Linked DNA regions of Mus musculus: region 1 is linked to region 2. A link is a loop called in an ENCODE intact Hi-C map of the cell type or tissue named here. Cell type or tissue: left cerebral cortex. All regions are shown on one strand. Links, peaks and the distances in the headings refer to the core of each region. The heading gives the core; the rest is flanking DNA.

Region 1 (5,247 bases), core at 1,122-3,621, 110 kb before region 2:
GGGGGTGATTTGGTATCTGGAGCAACCAAATCCAAACGGGATACATTTCCTCTCTGCTTCTCCTGCTTAGCTGATCTGTAAACTGTGGCTACTCTACATTTCTGCTTACTTGGGTTGTTTCTACTTTGCCTTATCTTATTATTTTATAATTTTTAATATTTTTAGGTTTATTTTATTTTATTATTTTATTTTATGTATTTCAGCATTTTGCCTGCATGGATGTCTGTTGTACCACATATGTGCCTCCTGCTTATTGGGGTCAGAAGAGAGCATCAGAGCCTCTGGAATTAGAGTTAGGGATGAACCCAGAATCTGCACGAGTAATGAACCCCTGAACCATCTCTCTAGCCACTTGTTTCTCTTTTAGATACATGGAAAAACACAGAGCCAAAGTGAGCAGAGAAATGGAGGAGTTTCCCTGATAGGAAGGAGGACAGGGATTTAATTAGCACGGGTTCTATCGCTTCTATTGTTTCATTATAAAACTGATACATGCTTATTATAGAATGTTTTAAATGACTACATTATTTTTAAGCTCCCATCTGTTACTTCTTAACTAGATTTCTTTGTTCTCTTTGGGATAATAGCAGCTCATGATTCCTTTCGAACCACAATTTTAAAACAAAAACAGAAATGTGGCTCGCTTTAAGGATAACTTTACTTTGGCTTTTAAAAACTTGGAAGTGAAGCCGGGTGTGGTGGCGCATGCCTTTAATCCCAGCACTCCGGAGGCAGAGGCAGGCGCATTTCTGAATTCGAGGCCAACCTGGTCTACAAAGTGAGTCCCAGGACAGCCAGGGCTATACAGAGAAACCCTGTCTCCAAGAACCAAAAAAAAAAAAAAAAACCAACCAAACAAACAAAAAAACCCAAACCCAACCTCATGCAGGGAACTCCCCAGGATTATGTGGGTACTGTGTTATCCACTTAGACATCTTTTTTTTTTGGTCTCACTCATTTATGTATTTTTGAGACCTGGGTCTCACGCAGTCCGAGCTGGCCTGTAATTCACCATGCTGTCAAGGTTGGCCTTAAACTTTTAGTCTTCCCGTCTCTTTCTCCCAAGTCCTGGGGTTATTTTCCCTAGGTCCATCTTAGAAATGAATTCATATTTTGGGGAAAAACAAGTCAGAAGTTCAAAGACTAAAACATGTTAGAAATGTCTTTATTAGAGGTAAATACATTAGAGATTCATTGATCATTCATAATTTTAAAAAGCTCAGGATAAAAGAAATGCAATAATTTCTCGCACTGAGCAACTATCAGTCTCTATCCCCTGCCCTGATACACTTTATTTGTGCAGCTTAAAGTAACTAGTTCCTGAACACTCCTCCCCTCTGTTGTGTTGAAAGATACGTGTAACAATGAGAACACAGACTAGTTTGCATCACTAGTCAACTTCACTCACACTAGAATCACTTGTGGGGAGAAAAAAAAAAGAATCGTTGTCCTTATCTTGTTGAGTCTGTGGGCGTGTCTGTTGGGCACTGCCTTGATTATTAATTGGTGCAGAAGGGCCCAGCCCACTGTGGGTGGCACCAGCCCCCAGGCCGGTGGTCCTGAGCTGTGTAAGAAAGCAACCTGAGTGCACTCAGAGACTGGAGTTCTCTATGGTTCCTGCCTGGAGTTCCTGCCCTGAATTCCCTCAGTGATGAAGTGTAGCCTCTAAAATGAATAAACTCTTTCCTGCTCTTAGTTGATTTGGTTAGCTATATTTTGTTACAGCAACGAAAAGAAACCAGAAAAAGGGCAAATGTGAATTCTTTCTGAGACAGGCTATTCAACATGAAAATGCTTTGGAGTGGTTCTGCTCAAGTAATAGTTTATTCACACAGATTTCTTTTCTTTTCTTTTCTTTCTTTCTTTCTTTCTTTCTTTCTTTCTTTCTTTCTTTCTTTTTTTTTTTTCAAGACAGGGGACAGGGCTTCTCTGTGTAGCCCTGGCTGTCCTGAAATTCTGTAGATCAGGCTGGCCTTGAACTCAGAAATCCGCCTGCCTCTGCCTCCCAAGTGCTGGGATTAAAGGCGTGCACCACCACTGCCTGGCTTGGTGTCTGGAAGAGCTGGGTCCATTTTTTTATTTTTGGAAGAAATCTCACCGATTGGATGATTTATAGGAGGAGAGCATAGAGTTATCTTTTGTCTCTTGTTCTGCCTGTTCCTAGACAATAGAGTCAAAAGTATCCTACAACAAAGACTCCTGAAAGAAGCATCGCTAAGTTTGCTTGGAGGGACGTCGGGCGTCCACTGAGTGCTGTTATCCCAGGCTTCATCTCTTTCGTGTTTCCTGTCTGAGCCTCGGAGGTGCTGAGTGCAGGGGAGATGGCTCTTTCCTCCTCCCGGTCCTTCCGCTCTAAAGTGCTTTCATTCAGTAATCAGCTTGCTGCCAAGCGTCTCGTTTGTCTGCCAACCCGGGAGTCTGGACATAGATTTTTAATTTCAGGGTATTACAGCTCTTTCCAAGGAGGAGGCAGGGACGGGCACTAAGTCTATGGGCAACTGTAGGATGTACCAGAACGGTAGGATGAACCTGGGTTACACAGAAAAAAAAAAAGTAGGTTTGAATCATAGCCCTAGCCCTCTCAAGCCATATGAATTTGGGAAGTTCTAATTGCTCTGAGCCTTGGCTCGACTATCTGTGAAATGAAGGCAAGGCATGTTCGTTATGAAAAGCAGATTAGAGCGAGGTAGGGTCAAGTGTACACAGCTGTGCGTTTCTCATTCCTGTTCTGTCCCCTACGCGTCTACCTTTTCTCCCTCTGGAAACTAACAGCGATGGGCAGCGAGCATGGGGCTCCTTCAGAAGCAATCTGGCCTTTACCCTCCAATAAGTATGGAGGAGGGGTGAGATTTCTGTTCTCCACGGTGTCCCATGGCCCGCCCAGCTGCAATTGCTTCTCCTTCACCCTATCCATCCTCCTTCTCTCCTTCCCACCTTCTCTCTCTTCCTCCCTTCCGTTCTTCTTTCCTTCCACAGAGCTGTATGAGCCCTGGACTACATGACAACTAGGGACTTGCTCCATCTCTGAGCTCCATCCTTCACTCTCTGAACATCCCTGTGCTAACCATCCCACATAAGGGAAACCGTACAGGGTATGTGCTTTGCTGAATGGCTTAATCAGCACATGCCTTTAAGTCTCATCCATGTGTAGCTTTTGTGAGAACTTCTTTTTCCTGGCTAACTAATATTCCAGCATGTATATTTAATTTTTTTCTGATTTATTTATGTTTTTCTGATTTATTTATGTTCAAAGTGCATATAAGTGTTTTGCCCATATGTAAGCATACCATGTGTATATGGTGCCTGCAGAGGGGCTCAGATCCTTAGATCTGGACTGACAGATCTAAGTGTGCCGTCATGGGGGTGGTGGGGACTGAACTTGAGTCCTCTGTAAGAGCAGCAAGTGCTCCTTAGCCACTGAGCTTCCTCTCCAGCCCCAGAAAGTGCGGTTTTCATCCATACCATAGCAGTTGAATTGCTTGCGTCTTAGCTTGCTTCCCACAATGCTGCTGTGAGCATGGGCACATAAATGTATTTGGATCCTTATCTCCAGTTCTTTAGAATACACACCAAAAGAACTATTAGGTCATGTGATGTGTTCACCTTAAATTTTATGGTTTTTTTTTGAAAGATTTATCTATTTATTTTTATGTCTATGATTGCTCTATCCGCATGTACATCAAAATGCCAGAAGAGGGCACCAGATCACATTATAGATGGTATTGAGCCACCATGTGGTTGCTTGGGATTGAACTCACAACCTCTGGAAGAGAAGCCACAAGAAAGCACTATGACAATCTATACCGCAGCCCGGGACTCACTGCAATGCCCAGTGTGACCTCAGTCTCATGACAATCTACCTGCCTCAGGTGTATACCTGAATACTCTGTGAGCCACTGTTCCTCACTTTACATTTTTTTTTCTGAACATAACACTTTTTTGAAGTCTTGGATATTGAGGCCAAGTGGCAGTTTCTTTCCGCCCTCCTCACTAACAGTGGCCATTTTGCTGCATGAGACTTTCTTTTTGCAAATGCCTACCCTAATGTGTTAAAGCTGTTACTAATTTTAAAGAACATATACTGTGGCATCTGGCCTACCCCTGTCTCAGCGGCTGCACTAGCATGAGGGTGACAGAGGTCCCCGTCTATTGAATGGATGAGAATCCATGTACCAGAGCAGATCCAGTGGTTTAGAGCTCCTGGTGTTCTTGCAGAGGCACTGAGTTCAGCTCCTACTACCACATAGTGCCCACAAGTATGTATAATCCCAGTGTCTGGGAATCATAGCATACGTAGCCCCAGTGTCAGGGGATCACTCCGTATGCAACCCCATTGTCAGGCCTTATGCTGGCTAGTTTTATACCACCTAGACATAAGCTAACATCGTCAAAGAAGAAGGGCCGTCTATCGAAGAAAAAAAATGCCTCCATAAGATCAGGTGCAGGCAAGGCTACTGGGGATTTTCTTAATTAGTGGTAAATGGGCGAGGGCCTGGCCCATCTCTGGTATGATGGTCTTGGGAGGCAGAGGCAGGGGGATGTCTGTGAACTCAAGGCCACACTGATCTGCATATTGAGTCCCAGGTTAGCCAGAGTTATACAGTGAAGTCATGATACTCTTTCTCACACAGACATACCTATGTATCTACGAGTGTGTATGTGTGTGTGTGTGTGTGTGTGTGTGTGTGTGTGTGTGTGTGTGTGTGTACAAAAGGAAAGAGATACTGGAGAGATGACTCAGTAATTAAGAGCCCTGGATACTTTTCTAGAGAACCTGGTTTCAATTACTAGCATCCACATGGCAATTTACAACTGTTTGTAATTCCAGTCTTGGGGGTTCTGATGCCCTCTCCTGGCCTCCTTTGGCACCATGTGCATGCATGTGGTGCACAGACAATACATGTAGACAAAATGCCCACAATAATAGAAATTAAAAAAAAAAAGGAAAGGAGTGAGCCACCACATTTTACACTTATCAAAAAGAAAGAAACTGGCTGGAGAGATGGCTCAAAGGTTAAGAGTGCTGGCTGCTCTTCCAGAGGTCCTGCGTTCAATTCCAGCAACCCCATGGTGGCTCATAGTCATCTGTAGTGAGATTTGGTGCCCTCTTCTGACCTGCAGGCATACATTCAGGCAGAACACTTTATACATATATGTATACACATGTAATAATCTTGCTAAGTAGATAAACCTTGCTTACTTGATAAGTAAGTAAATATTGAAAGAAAGTAGGAAAGAAAGAAAGAG
Region 2 (5,247 bases), core at 1,242-3,741:
TAGTTATTAAACACATACACACAGAGATTGCTATAAATTTCCATTTTTCATTCATAAAATGCACATTTTTTTCTTCAAAGATGGAACTTTTTGGACATAGCAATTGTTAGGGGTTGTATCGGGTTCTCCCTGGAGTTGGTATGTTTGAGTCTTAGTCGCTGGTGTGTCAGAAGGCAAGAGTACTTGGAGATGGCTTTCCAAGTACCCAGAGGGTATTATATAAATGAAGCCATCATGGTCAGTCCTGATCCCATACATTGGTGTCTTTAAACAAAGTAGACACTGGATGCAGAAACGTAGAGAAAAGGAGAGGAGAGGGGAGGGGAGGGGAGGGGAGGGGAGGGGAGGGGAGGGGAGGGGAGGGGAGGGGAGGGGAGGGGAGGAGAGGAGAGGAGAGGAGAGGAGAGGAGAGGAGAGGAGAGGAGAGGAGAGGAGAGGAGAGGAGAGGAGAGGAGAGGAGAGGAGACCACATGGTGTTAAGGAGATGACAAGTAGGGCCCTGGAAGAAGCCAACTTCACCAGCATCACATTCCTCAACTCTGAGCCTCCAGGATAGTGAGAAAACAACTATCGGTTGTTTAAAGCATTTTTTTTACAAACAGGAATGATAGGAGGGCAAGCACATAGGCTGCAGTCCATAAATAGGTTAATGTATCCTTCCTGGTCAAATTTATTCAGGCCCCTCCTCCAAAGTCCTGTTTCCAGGAAGTGTCTAATCTGTGCCATCGTGGCCAGTTTCAGGCTGACTCGTGTTGTAGTTGCTACTTAGACACAAGTGTATTCTAACACAGGCTTGCCAAGAAGAGAGTAAGATGCCTTCAGAACTCTGAAAAGGTGAAGAAACGACAAGAGCCACAGGGCAGAGATGCTCCTGAGCTAGTCGGCTTGCGGTGACAAATGCTCATCCTACTCTGGAGGGGTTCATTCTGCTGTCCTGTTCGCGTGCCCTCTTGTACATTAGTCTCTCCTTGGCTTCTGTCATGGGCCAGCTGCCCATGCTAATTGTTTCCTAAGAAATTGTCTGCCTCTTGACCTCAAGTGACTGGTCTTCAGGTGAATGCAGAGACAAACTCGGTCTGGATTACAGTGGGCAACGTTCCCGTCTTCCTTGTGGTTCTTCTAGACCTAGCGGTCTGTGCTGAGATTTAGACTTCTTTCTGTCTTTTGAGGAGCATAGACTGAACCATATTCTTCTATTAGGGTTGGGCTGCTCTGGTAGCCTTTGCTCCCTCGCTCTCAGTAAGTGGCGAGCTTTTTAAAGGCTAGGAAAGACTTTTCTGTACCAAGGGCACGTGTGGCTGCCCAGTGAAGAGACAGAGATGGGTCTCTGACTTGTAGATTGCAATGTCTTTGAATGACAATCTTGGTTTTTGATAGATAAATGAACATTATTCCTAGTCTCATATAAAAAAATTGGTGAGTGGGCTTTGTTAAAGTGCAGAGGATTTAGAGAGGTGTAAGATCCTATTAGAAATAAGAGATGCCTCCTTATAGTCCCCTTCCTGCTTGCTGAAAAAGATTGTGTAGGATCCGGGAGTAATTGCAGAGAGGTACAAGAATATATGTAAGGACAGCAGACAAGAATAACAAAGTATTTTTGGTTGTGAGCCTAGCCTTTAACGGCTGAGCCATAAACTTTATATGCCTCAGTACTGGGGAGTGCCAGAGCCAAGAAGTGGGAGTGGGTGGGTAGGGGATTTGGGGGGAGGGTCTGGGGGACTTTTGGGATAGCATTTGAAATGTAAATGGAGAAAATACCTAATTAAAAATTAATTAAAGAAAAAAAAAAGAATAACAAAGTAGCCGAGGACTGAGAAAGCTACCAGGGTTTGGCCGAGCTCACATGGAAGAAGACACAGCTGTTTCAAGGTTTCCAAGGTGTGGCTTACCAGGAAACCTGTTCTGTGTAGCAGAGTCTCTCCTCCTTTAGAAGCTATTTAAAAATCAAGTAAATTGCATACGCCTGCCTTTAATCCGGGCGCTGGGGAGGCATTGATAGCCAGGTTTTTGTGAGTTCGAGACCAGCCTGGTCTACAAATGGAGTTCCAGGACAGCCAGAGCCACACAGAGAACCGTTGTCCCCAAACAACGCCCCACCTCCACAAAAAAAAAAAAAAAAAAAAAAAAAAAAAGAAAGAAAGAAAAGAAAAGAAAAGAAAAGAAAAAGAAAAAAGAAAAAGAAAAAAGAAAGGAAAAGGAAAAAACATCAAATAAAGCTGAAGAATAGTTCCCATGGAAACAAGGACATTGCTTTTCTTCTAAGTGATGAAACAGTGCCCCCTAGTGGACTTACTCCAGATAGCAGTGATGATAAAAAATCAGGTGGCATAAAAAGGGACTGTAGGTGAAATGTCACAGGACAGGACAGTCCCTGAAGGAGGGATCCTTCTGTTTGCTGCTGATTCTTAGGAACTCATTAGTTCATGAATGAATTAATCATTAAGCTAATTACTAATCTCTTCTTTCTGGAGAATATTCTATAGTTCACCTATGAGTCAATGTTTTCAAAATCTAGGCATTTTAGAGTTTTGCACCTAGCTCCTGTTGTAAAGTGAGTGGGCTCACACTTCTTGGGAATTAAAGTATTAAAAAAACCCGCTCTGATGGCTTGTAGAATCATCTTCATGGCCATTTTGTTAAGCCTACTTCTTCGAAGTGAGAAAATTGGACCTTTAAGGTAAGGCATGTCTGCAGTCCCAGCCTTGGGTACATAGTGAGTTCTTGGCTAGCCTGGGCTACATGAGTTTCTGCTTCAAAGAGAGAAATAAGATTATTAAGAACAAAAAAAATCAGAAGAGCCTACAATTTTTTTTAGTGACCAGGGAAGAATCCACTCAACAAAATTAAAATTCTATTTTAAATAATTCATTAAAATTCTAAGGTACAAAAAGGTCCTCTCTGAGATTCTTTCTGCCTGGTTTTTGCCCTCCAGATTCCCCTCACGCTGATGTTGAATCCTCATTTGCCCTTCTGGGCACTTGTTAGGCGCTTTCTTTTCTATGAATAGAAGGAATTCTACAAGTTTTTCCTATTGTTTTAAGAATAGATTCTGATGGAAAACATAGCTATTTTAAACATCACAATATGCTTTTAATTCCTAACAAAAATGGCAGCACTTTCCAGAGTGTGTGTGTGTGTGTGTATGTGTGTGTTTGTGAGGATCTCTTTGGTATGTTGAACTGGTAGTTTCTATAGGAGCCCTGTCAATTCTAATTGATGGTTTGATTGATTTCCTTGTTTGTTTTGTGACACAGGACTTTGCAGCATGGACTGATCTTTATTTATAATGACTCTGTCTCCAGCTTTCCCCTGCTTGGATTACAGTCACATGACATGCTTGACTGTCAACAGCTTCTTTCTTTAAACAAAGTCATTTAAACTTTCGTTTTTATATTTATGTAGTGTGCATGTGTGCGTTTTATTTGTAGTCAGCTCATGTGTCTTTTTATGTGTCTGTGTGTTCACATGTGGGTGCACGTGTGATTTGTGTACCTGTGGGCTGCAGTGCACATGTGGAGGTCAGAGGACTATTCGTAGAAGTTGGTTCTCGACTTCCACCTTGTGGTTTCTGGTGATTGATCTCAGGTCATCAAGTTTGGCAGCCAGCAAAACCCTTACCCACTGAGTCATCCTGCTGGCCTGTGGCTGTCAACCTCCAAATTAGACAATACATTTATGTTTGCACAGTGTACTGTCTAGTTTTGTGTCAACTTGACACAGCTGGAGTTATCACAGAGAAAGGAGCTTCAGTTGAGGAAATGCCTCCATGAGATCCAACTTTAAGGCATTTTCTCAATTAGTGATCAAGGGGAAAGGCCCCTTGTGGGTGGGACCATCCCTGGGCTGGTAGTCTTGGGTTCTATAAGAGAGCAGGCTGAGCAAGCCAGGGGAAGCAAGCCAGTAAAGAACATCCCTCCATGGCCTCTGCATCAGCTCCTGCTTCCTGACCTGCTTGAGTTCCACTCCTGACTTCCTTTGGTGATGAACAGCAGCATGGAAGTGTAAGCCGAATAAATCCTTTCCTCCCCAACTTGCTTCTTGGTCATGATGTTTGTGCAGGAATAGAAACCCTGACTAAGACACACAGTAAATCGTAGCCACAGGTTCCCATTTTGTGGTCTGTTGGCTTTGTGAGGCTCCAGTGCCTTCGTAACTGCCACCACCATAGCAGCAAACACAACTGCAGGCATCTGACATGTGCATCAAATGTTTATTTGGGAATGGAACACTCTTCCGCACACGAGACATTTTGTGTGTTCCTTTACATTAAAAAAGAACAAAAACCCAAATGTTTATCTACCCATTACCAAGACCAATTTTTTTTATCAATTTCTTTATTTTCTTCTTCAGAAAATGATAAAGAGGAGCAATATAGTTAGTAATTCAAACAAGACTCTTATGAAACAGAAACTATGGTGGGAATTAGAGGAACATCCAATTGCTTAGGACATCGGTGGCACAGAGTCTACCAAGGAATGGTGACATTTTCAAGTTGATTCTATCAGAACATATACGAGGAAGATAAAATTATCTTCCAAATATAACCAGCACAGCTCACTCTCAACATTGTTTACAATGCAAAGTGATGGGATTAGGTTTCGGAGGTTCCAGAGGCCCGAAGCTCCATGCTGTAAACCAGGTCTCCGTGGGGACTGGCGGGTGGGACACCACGTGACATGGGGACTCTAGACCATAATGAAGAAACCTACTCAGGAGTAGCTTCCAATGAGAAGAACTCCAAAAGGAAAGCGCCTAGTGCAACCTTTGAACACATTCTCTTCGTGGGAATACAGTATTTTGTGGTCAGATATCATAAAGTGTATTATCTTGTTCTCGAGACACGGTCTTGGGGCTTAGTCAGGCAGGGACTGACTCACTCGGTATGATTTAGCCATGTGTGGAGCAATTGCTGATGCAGTTCCACTAACACTCTAAGATCCCTGGGAGGAAGAAATAGAGACTTTGAAACCCCTCGTGTTGGCAATATGATTTTGGCCGTAATTTAAAGATTGGGAAAGCATTCTGAGATTGGTAGAAGGGTTTGGCTATTTTGGCATAAAGGCTGATAAATGCATCTTTAAGATTTTTAAGTTTTTCACTGGTGGTGATACATGCTTTTAAACCCCAGAACCTAGGAGGCAGAGGCATGCAGATCTCTGTAAATTTAAGGTCAGCCTGGTCTATAGGTTGAGTGGACAGCCAGGGCTACACAGGAAAAACCTTGTTTCAAAAACAAAACAAAACAAA

What was found. Hi-C counts contacts between places; a loop is a spot of excess contacts. Peaks named below come from ENCODE experiments on the same cell type or tissue, not always from the same donor. Only the 100,000 strongest peaks of a DNase experiment are listed, where the experiment ranks them.
Region 1: a loop joins it to region 2, with 2.6 times the contacts of the local background. A loop is called at or near these places in 30 of 42 quality-filtered maps.

The regions. Positions count from the first base shown.
Region 1 is chr3:127,427,187-127,432,433 of GRCm38, reverse strand. All of the region lies in intron 1 of Ank2 (ankyrin 2, brain), which reads left to right. Among named protein-coding and RNA genes, the nearest start is that of Gm46824, 27 kb to the right of the region's middle. In left cerebral cortex, for the core only: no CTCF peak of the experiment used is centred there; a DNase peak (open chromatin) is centred at 2,379.
Region 2 is chr3:127,320,125-127,325,371 of GRCm38, reverse strand. All of the region lies in intron 1 of Ank2 (ankyrin 2, brain), which reads left to right. Among named protein-coding and RNA genes, the nearest start is that of Gm52631, 63 kb to the left of the region's middle. In left cerebral cortex, for the core only: a CTCF peak has its summit at 2,285 (motif pointing left); DNase peaks (open chromatin) are centred at 1,498, 1,998 and 2,298.